Linked DNA regions of Homo sapiens: region 2 is linked to region 1. A link is a contact called in ENCODE Hi-C or POLR2A ChIA-PET data. All regions are on one chromosome and are shown on one strand. The core of a region is the stretch at or near the end of the contact, and the rest is flanking DNA. Distances in the headings are between cores, read along the strand shown. Region 1 holds the start of EPAS1 (endothelial PAS domain protein 1). Region 2 holds the start of LINC01833 (long intergenic non-protein coding RNA 1833).

Evidence for each region. A loop is a pair of places that touch in the nucleus more often than their neighbours do. ChIA-PET counts read pairs that join two places held with the same protein, here RNA polymerase II (POLR2A).
Region 2: a loop to region 1 is called in a map with no recorded cell type, with 6 times the contacts of the local background. The contact joins the promoter of LINC01833 here to the promoter of EPAS1 in region 1. A Hi-C loop is called at or near these places in 1 of 37 single-sample maps with no recorded cell type. POLR2A ChIA-PET finds 5 or more read pairs at or near these places in 1 of 52 experiments (BJ).

The regions. Positions count from the first base shown.
Region 1 is chr2:46,294,899-46,299,546 of GRCh38, reverse strand. EPAS1 (endothelial PAS domain protein 1) reads right to left here and starts at 2,140. Exons shown (of 16, transcript NM_001430.5): 1 at 1,610-2,140. The coding sequence starts at 1,635. RefSeq lists silencers at 1,547-1,876, 2,107-2,686.
Region 2 is chr2:44,937,783-44,942,479 of GRCh38, reverse strand. LINC01833 (long intergenic non-protein coding RNA 1833) reads left to right here and starts at 3,281. Exons shown (of 2, transcript NR_147195.1): 1 at 3,281-3,657. It overlaps SIX3-AS1 (SIX3 antisense RNA 1), which reads left to right and starts at 602. Exons shown (of 2, transcript NR_103786.1): 1 at 602-770; 2 at 1,647-2,326. SIX3 (SIX homeobox 3) reads right to left here and starts at 778. Exons shown (of 2, transcript NM_005413.4): 1 at 1-778. The coding sequence starts at 375. RefSeq lists enhancers at 818-1,344, 2,113-2,612, 2,613-3,114, 4,533-4,697 and silencers at 3,456-3,585, 4,580-4,659.

The sequences.
Region 1 (4,648 bases), core at 891-3,390:
TTTTCGATGGTTCAGTCATTATTAGCATTATGATTGGTTTTTACAAAACGCACTGGAATCTTAAGAGTCTTTTCCTTGCTCTGCTGCCTTCAAAAGACATGGAACCCCAGGACTGCTCCGAGGGCCCTGGGAATGTGCCGGCTGCAGTCTCAGGGCTCCCTCACTTGTCTTGGGTCTGAGGGCGCGACGGTGACGAGAAAGGGGGGACTACGGCCAGGAAAGGGGAGCAGGGCCCAATCCCCTCCCCTAGCGATCCCGCAGTGAAGGGCCCGGGCGCCGAGCCAGGACAGGCGCGATTCGCTCCCGTTTATCAAATCCTTATCGGTGCCCCGAGGTGGGAACCGCTGCTTTCGACCGGAGGATACACGGTTTCTGGCTCCAGTCCCGTAGTGGAAGTTGGAACAAGAGCAAATCAACCTCGGCAGTGAGCCCTCCCGGCCAGTCACCTCCCTCCCTTAGCGAGTCGGTCCTCCTCATCCTCGCACCTCTATACCGCCGCTCCGCCGCTGGTTTCCCGCGGCTCAGGCGGTTCAGCCGGCCGCGCGTTGGATTCCAGCTTCCCGCAGCATAGCCTCGCCAAGCCGCGGCCAAGCGCGGGGCTGGAAGCTCCAGGCCACTGGGGCCGCACGGGTGGAGACAGGAGGAGAAAGGGGACAGGCGGCGAGCCGCACACATTTGCAGAAGTTGAGGCCCTGCCTGCTTCTGCGCGGCCGCGCAGAGGGCTCGAACCCTCGCTCGGGTAGCGCCGGGCCCGGCTGGACTGGGAGCGGCCGGGAGAGGGCGAGAGGGCAGCAAGAAATGGCCAGAGTTGCCTCTCACCCAGTGCCGAGAGGCTCGCGAGGGCAGGCGGGCAGATCGTGGCTGCCCTTCTCTGTCCTCTTCGGAGACAGACACCCGGACCTGCCAGGGACATCCAGTGTTGCCGTCCGCTTCCTACACACCGAACCATCTGCCCCCGCAGGGCAATCCAGGTCACTCACTACCTACTCTCCCCAGAGTCAAGGTGCGGCACGAGGAAGTGGGTTCTCCAACCTTCGGTGGGGTCTGGAGCCCGGCAGCGGGGCGCTCTGAAGGGTCCTGGCTCCTCGGTAGGATCGTGTCCCTGAGCCGCTCTCCGCCTCCCGCCCCCCTTTGCCCACTTGGGCCGCGGCGCGGGCACAGGAGCGCATTTGGAAGGACTCCGCGAATCCAGAGAAAAATAGAGACGTGGATGCTGCCCCAAAATGAGAGACCAGAGAAAGTCGAGGACATGCACCCACAAACATTTCCAAGCGCCGGTGGCCACGGTAATCTGCTGCGGGGCGGCTGGGAGATTTTCAAAGGCACCGCGGAAGCACCTCCGACCTCCAGGCCATCTCCCTCGGCCTCCTGGCCTCGCCGTGCGCGCAAATCCCCGACTCCTCCGAGCCGCAGAAGTCTCCACTGCAAAGCTGCTGATCCGCGCCCCCAAACCGGGCACATGCTCTCCCCCTCACAGCCCTCCAAACCGAGCCTCGAGCTCCGAAGACCTCTCAGCACTCTTCTCCCAACCACTCTCGGTCGCGCCTGCCCCGCGCAGCCCGGCCCTGGCCTCGGACCGGCCCCCTGATCGGCCCGGACGCCCGCTTACCTTTTCTTCTCCTTGTCAGCTGTCATTGTCGCTGTGGCCCTTTGAGACGTTCAGACGCCGAGCACCTGGGCTCCCTGGCGGGTGGGGGGCTGTGGCCCTCGTCCGCTCCCCGCGGCCCGGGCGGGTGGTGAAGGTCCGAGGTGCGCGCAGGTCCCGAGCGCCCCGCGCAGTCAGGTGGAAGGTGGCGCGCGGCGGGCTAGGTGCGGGGGCGGGGGTGGAGAAAGGTGACTGGGAGGAACCTGCGCGCGGAGGCGGGGTCCGGGGAAGGAGTGGGTGGAGGCTGTCAGACCCGAAAAGAGGACGGAGAGAAGGGAACCCAAGTTCCTTTTTCCCTGGAAAAGGAGTCACTTTTCTGAGTTTTCAAAGAAAAAAAAAAGTGGCTCGAATGCTGGGAGTCGGAAGGAGTCGGAGGCCGGGCTGAGCTGACCATACAGTCTCAGGACACTGCCGAGGATTGTACGGCCGCCTCAGGAGCGCTGGGGCGGAAGCGCAGCGGGCACCGGACCCGTGTGGCGGTCCGCTCGCGAGTGTAAAGCTCCCGCGGCCGGCAGCCCACTTTAAAAACTCCGTCGGCCGGCTTGGGGCGGGCACGGGGCGGGCGCGGAGGGCGGGGGGCGGGCACCGGCGCGGGTGTGTGGGCGGGCACGCGCCGGCAGGCCCCGCCCGCGCCGAGCTCCGGGCGGCTCACTGCGTCCCGGCCAATGGGGACGCGCGGCCGCAGCCTCTGCCCTGACCCTGGCCCGCCTCCTGCCCCCGCGCTGCGCCCCGCCTCCTGCCTCCGCACTTCGAGGACTTGTTTATGAGGTCGTCTGGGCGGCGGGTAGCGGGGTGGGACTCCGCGTCGGGGAGAGGCAGCCTGCGCAGGGCCGAGGGGCGGCCGGGAGCCGGGCTCCGGGATTGCTGCGGGGGACGGCAGTTGCGCCACAGCGTCGGTGTCCTCGTACCGGCGCCGTGCCCTTGGAACGAGGGCAGGACCGCGGGCAGCGCCGGGCCAGCGCGGAGCCCCTCCACGCTGCTGCGCTCCTGCGTCCCTGGCCCTCGGGCCAGGTGGGGATAATTTCTCGGCCCCCAGCGGCTGCGTTTCGGGCGTGGGCGATGCGCCCTTTTCGGTGGGACGCAGCTGACTTGACCGTCTGGGAGAAGCAGTGCAAGGAAATTGATCTAGGGCTGCGCCTACTCTTCCTTCCCTCTCCCAGCAGGGTGGTTGCTTACCGGCTTGTGCCAGGCGGTTTGGTTTTGGCGGGGATGCGGCAGAGGAGGCCCTTTGAGCCGCCCGAGGCCGGGGCGAGTTCAGAATTGGAGAAGTCAGTCTGGTTCCCCAGTGTGATCTTGGAGTGACAAGAGTTGGCCATGTGCCCTCAAGTCACTGCATCTCAGGCCTGCCCTCTCTGCCGCCAGGGTCGATGGAAGTCCTGGGAAACCCAAAGGCTACAGGTGTTGGAAATTTGTAGATTTAAGGGCTCACACAGGCAACGGTTAGCGCTCAGGGATTTTCCAGCGGCGCTTTTGACGCTGCCTTCCATCTCCGGGCCCAGTGCTCCCCTGCCCCGCGCTGAGCTGTCTCCCACTCGCTACCGGCGATGGGGAAGGGACATCTGGGGAGAGGACAGGGGACGCCCTTAGTTTTTGAAGGCTGTGGAAGGACCCATGAGTTTCACAGGTGTAACTTGAAGTTGGAAAGCGAGGGCCAAAGAACTGGTCTATATCTCTCCCTTTAGCCTCTTGCCACATTTTATACTAGAACGATCTACAGAAGCGATTTGAAGAGAAGGGTAGGTTTCAGCGCCATAATAAAAATGAACACGTGTTTTCCCCGTGTACACAGAAAGGGTTGGGGGAGATACTTTTCAGGAGCCTGGAGAAGGCGAAGTGGGGAGAGGGCAAAAACTGACGAAGAATTGGGAAATACTTTTTTTTTTTTTTTGAGACTGAGTCCCACTCTGTCGCCCAGGCTGGAGTGCTGTGGCCCCATCTCGACTCACTGCAACCTCCGCTTCCCGCGATTCTTGTGGCTCAGCCTCCGGAGTAACTGGAATTAAAGGCGCCCACCACCACCCTCAGCTAATTTTTGTATTTTTAGTAGAGACGGGAGTTTTACCATGTTGGCCAGGCTGGTCTCAAACTCCTGACCTCAAGTGATCTGCCCAACTTGGCCTCTCAAAGTATTGGGATTACAGGCGTGAGTCACTGTGCCCGGCCGGGAAGTAGACGTATTTTGTCATTTTCTCAGATCTCGGGGCACGGAGCACCTATACAGGTTGATAGTCAACGAATTCAAAGATTGCAAATCTCTCTCTAGCGAACTATTTCATGGGGCTGGTGGGTTTCAGGAACGGGGTGATTTGGTACTGGGCTTCTCCAGCCAGCCATTTCTAGTGGACACATTTATGTATTTTAATGAGTTCAAATTGGTAGATAGTTCTCCCTTAACCATAGGCTTATTTCCCTCACTTGGGACTAGAGTGCGGGAAAAGGGCACCTTGGTGGCTTCCAGGTGCCTACAGTAGTTCACCACAACAGCCTCTGAGTCCTGGACTGTGCTTGACAGATCGAGGCAACACCTCCAACCCATAGAGAACATAGCCTTTTAGATCTTGTTTTTAAAGAGGAAAGGCAAGGAGGGGTCACTCAAGACCACATCAACCTAAGAAGACATGGACACATGGGAGGAACAGCACAGACTGGGGCGTGTCAGAGGGTGAGGGGTGGGAGGAGGGAGAGCATCAGGAACAATAGCTAACGGATGCTGGGCTTAATACCTAGGTGATGGGATGATCTGTGCAGTGGACCACCATGGTACACATTTACCTATGTAACAAACCTGCACATCCTGCACATGTACCCCTGAGCTTAAATGTTAGAAATTCCATCAACCATGTTATATAGCTCCTTCCTCTTGGCCAGACTGCACCCTATAAGTGAAGGATCCCCAGGCTAACACAAACAGCTGGCATTGAGTCTGGGATTTTTTTTTTTTCTTTAGACAATCTCACTCTGTTGCGCAGGTTGGAGCGGAGTGGCACGATCTTGGCGCACTGC
Region 2 (4,697 bases), core at 2,032-4,531, 1.4 Mb after region 1:
GATGGCCTCGCACGCCCCGGGGGCCACGGGCAGCGACCAGAGGAAGCGGCCCAGCCGCTCGATGTCGCCCGTCTCCTCCAGCGTCTCACAGACGCTGGCCACCTGCTCCGGCGAGAAGTTGAGGGTGGGCAGCTGGAACATGGACAACTCTTCCGGGGGGGCCCTGGAGCCGCCGCCGCCGCCGCCGCCTGCTCCGCCAGCACCGCCGCCTCCCGCACCGTTCCCGCCGCCGCTGCCGCCTCCCGCGCCGCCGCCGCCTCCCGCACCGTTCCCGCCGCCGCTACTCGCCAGAAGTATGGAGCGGTGGTGAGAATCGGCGAAGTTTGGCAACAAGAAGTGGGAGGAATAGAGGTCTAGGGGGGAGCGGAATACCATGGACTGACCTGAGAGGAGAGGAGAAAATTCAGGGAGAGGAAGAGAGAGGGGAGGAAGAGGAGGAGAGGGGCGATGAGGACCAGGAGGAGGGAGAGGAGAGGGGGGAGGAGGAGAAGGAAAGGAGGGGGGAGCAGGAGGAGGAGGGAGAGGAGGAAGGGCGTAAGGGACACCCACACCCCACACACATCCACACACACACACACCCGCGCAGCCACATAGAGAGGGAGGTAGGAGAGCGGCCCGGTGCGCGCGCGCAGAGAGAGAACCCGAGACAGAGAGGGAGAGGGAGAGGGAGAGAGGAGAGGGAGAGCCAACCACCGCCGAGTCAAGATTCAGCGATTCCACCGCAATCGCCCTAATGACAACAGCCTCATAATATCTCCCCTAAATCCACAGTGAGTGCAGCATTGAAACATTTTGTTTCGCTTTTCTATTGGTCTGTGGCGTGTCGTTGTGGCGTTGCCACGGCAACCACTGCCAATCACTGTCAGCCCTGCCAATCAATACCGAGAACGTAAGGACGGTTTTACCACTTAGCCAGAGGGCGGGGGGAGGGGGAGAGCAGGGAAGGAGGGAGAAGTGGGGGGATAAAGAGAATTTTTTTTATCTTTGCAACTCTTAATCTCGCTACCTCCCCCTCCTCTCTTCTCTCTTCTCCCTCTCTCTCCTCTTTTCTCTACCGCTGTCTCTGAGACTTCTTCTTCCCTTTTTCCTAAAGAAGTTGATCCAGAAATTCGAAAAGCCCTGGGCAGAGTTGTTGAATGGGATGTGCAATTAGAGAGGGGATTTTGTTGGGAGGCAAGAGGGTCCCCCAGGCTCCACATAGTCCAGGTCGGCAGGCAAGGAAAGACGGCTGACCAGCCCAGCGGGCGCGGTTTGCACATGGTTTGCACGTCGGGCCGCCTCTTTCTGCCTATGTGAGCACTAATAGTGGCAAGGAAGAAAGGAGAGATGAGATCATGGGGCCCACCAAGCACCGACCTTGGCCCAGCGGGCCGTGGCGCCAGCCGGGGATCCCGGATTCCGAGGGTATCTGGCGCCAGGGAGCCTGAGCCCAATTCCCAGGGTGCTGGAGGCCGCTCTTGCCTCCCCCATCGGTGCCCATGGACCGCATTCACCTCAACTCCCTCTTCATCAATTAGGCTTCTCTTTACTCCCTCCCCGGCCAAGGAGCCTCGATTTCCCCCACCACCCTGTATTTTAAAATAACAGTCCAAACAGTACACTTCTTTCCATCTTAAGAAGCAACTCAACTCTTTGTTTCTTCCCAGAATTCAGCTGCCTCTCTGAGGAGTGGTGGAGGAGCTGCGGGAGCCGAGAAGCCCAAGAGCCCTCTGGACCCAGAAAAGTCCTACAGATGCCCACTCCTCACCACACAACAGAAGGAGCTCTGGTCCTGCCTGCCAGCCCCAGAGGGCACTCAAACTTTGGAGGCCAGCCACCCGGATGAAGTGAATAAGGCCTGAAAATTGCTTGTTTGCTCGTATTGTAAAATAATAATAATTACCATTATTATTTTTAAACTGTCTAATTTCTCTAGGGAAAGTAACATCGAAAGCCTAAAACAGACGCCAAAAGGCCCATAGAACACAGAGGGCCCTCTCTGCCTCTGGCCACCACAGCCCCTAGGCCAGGCATGGGTATTTATTCTTAGGTATGTTGCTTTTAAGAAGCTGTAATCAGCATCTTGAGCCGGGCCTCCCTTTGTGAGGCTTCTGTAACTATGGAAGTGTGATTTACGCAGATTTGTCGGGGTCAGAGACGTCTTTCCCTGAGCACTGTGTATATTTAGACAGGACTCGGTTTGGTGTTAAAAAGTGTATATGTTGAATGGATTCACACACAGTAGCCAACAATGACCACATTGTCGGCCCGTGTACAACGCGTATTGAAACGCAGCGCCCAGACTTCAACTAATCTGCCCTCAATAAAGCTGAAATAATTATCCTAAGCTGCCTTTCCAGAAGAAAAATCATTGAGGAATTCAAAACTTTTTTTTTTTTTTTTTAAAGATCTTTTCTGCATTCCGATGCAGATCTGGGGGCAAGGCGCCGTGTCCACACCACTTTGGTGATCTCAATGAGGGAAGAGAGAAAGAGAGGTTGAGAGAGAATTTAAATGGGAAACCTAACGTGACTGGGGCTGTGAGTGTCCCAGCCCCTAAACCCCGAGCTGGAGCCCTGCTTAGGCCTTGACTCCCGCAGTGCCAGGCCTCTGAGGGCCGGGGAGAAGAGCAAGCCGACAAGTGCAAGCCTCCTTGGAGGATTCCGGGCGGCAGGGAGGCCCTGGGTCCGGCGAGGGGCCAATACTGGCTCACTTAGCCAGAGACAGCCGTGGGGTAGCAGGTCTTCAACACGACGACTGGGGCAGAAAAATATTCCTCCAAAGGGAAGACCTGCCAAGCCCCATTTCAGTGCTCTCTCCACTCCATATATATTTCCTCTCCTCCTGGCCATGAGTCCTTCTCCACGCAGCTGAAAGCTCTGGGCGGTCATTCACTGAGGGCCCAGAAAGAGCCCAAAGGTTGGGACACAAAAACAGACACTTCATGTTTTCTTCCCGATCCCTTTCTCTCGTAGGGGAAGGATTATAGGCTGAAGGGTGGGAGGGGGAAGGGGCAGGAGGAGGAAGCGGGGGAGGAAGGAATGAAAAAGGGGAGGGGAGTGGGTATTGTGCCGCGTGTGGGGGGAGAATTCCTACGGGTGGGTTTCCGAATATTGTGTTCAACTTTTTGAAAGCAGCTCGTGACCCCGAAACTGCATCCCCCGGAGCCGGGGACCCAGGCGCCGGGCGGGCGGGTGAACCCGGTCAGTCCCCTCCCCGTCCCCGAAACCCCCGCCTCCGGGTGGTGGCGACCTGGCCTCTCCCTGCCACTGCCCGGCCAGCCCCGGAGGGAGGCTGGGCAGGTGCTGCGGGCTCTGCCGAAAGCGCTGAAATAAAAAACCATCGCCACTCAGGGAGAACTGAGGCAAGTGGGGCTGAGACTCTGGCGACACCCCCGCCCCCCAGCCTCTGCCCCAGCGCCTGCCGCCCTGCCGCCCTGCCGCACCCCGCCTGCTTGGGTGGCGACCGCGGTTCCGGAACGCGAAGCAGGGCAGAGGGCTGCAGAGAGGCGTGTAGCTTTGTGCGCCAGGACCCGGTGGGGCAGGTGGCAGCCCCGGGCTGTCCGCGCCTCCCAGCAGAGCCGAGCTCGGCGCCGCCCACCGAGCCCACCTCGCGGTCCAGCCGCCGCCAGCGCCTTTCGGCTCTGGCCTGAAGCAGTACTCCCGCCTCCTGGAGCGGGTAAGTTGAGAGTCCGGAGAGCAGGGCAGGGAGGCGGGGCGGCTGGTCCCAGAGCGGAGGGCCGGACTGGCTCCCCGCCGGGCTGGGGGCGCAGGCTCCATAGGATCTCAGTCGAGGGGTTCTGAGTGCGTGTTTGGGTGGGAAGCAGGGCTGTGGAGCGCCAGAGCTTCCCCTCCCAAATTCCCAGGCGCTGGGCACTGGGGAGTGGAGCAGAAGCAGAGGGACCTTGGGTTCCGGGGCCCAGCGGCCTTCCACGCTGGTCTGGGAACCAAGCAAGCCCTAGGGCAGTGCGAGGACTGGGAAGGGACCCTGGGGGACCGCTAGAGGAGGTGGCGCGTGGAGGGCGCCTGCACCCTGGGGTCGCTCAGAGCGGAGAGTCTCGGGTGGATAGGTCAGCTTGCAGATCCTCTAGGTCTCTTCTCTGCTCTCTGGCCGCTCTGATTGCGGGATCTGGGACTTGGCGCCCGTACAGGCCGGGTCACCTGTGCAGAACAAATTTGCTGCCATCATCCCCGCTTCAATCCTGGCCCCGGCGATCTAAAATATCGCCTTCAGGTGGGGCAGGGAGAAAAGATGTCTTTGGGGTTTAAATAGTGTTCTCCTTGTACCCGGACCAACTGGCATTTATTTACAAATGTCACCCGCCACCCCAGCACTGGGAAAGTCTCAACCACATCTGGAGAACGCCCGAGAGACCTCCCACTCTCTCCTTGTTTTGGGTTACAGGGAAAGCCAACGGGTCTGCAGGCCTCCGGGAGACGAGGATCCGGAGGGTTGGGGCAGCTGCACCCACTTGGCCTTGCTCAGCTCTAAACAGCCGACCAGGAGGCCGGGGGAAGGTTTGCCCTGTGGGGGCAACGCCCCTTCCGGCTCCCAGGATGTCGGGAGGCGGAGGCTGGCCGGGTGGCCCGTAGTCTGGGCCTCCCCGCAAGCTGCAAACTGAGGCGCTTGGCGCGGGCGGCCAGGGAGGGCGCAGGGGAGCGCAGCACGCAGGCGGGGAGGCCGCGAAGCCCTTCAAGGACCCCGATTACTTTCCTTTG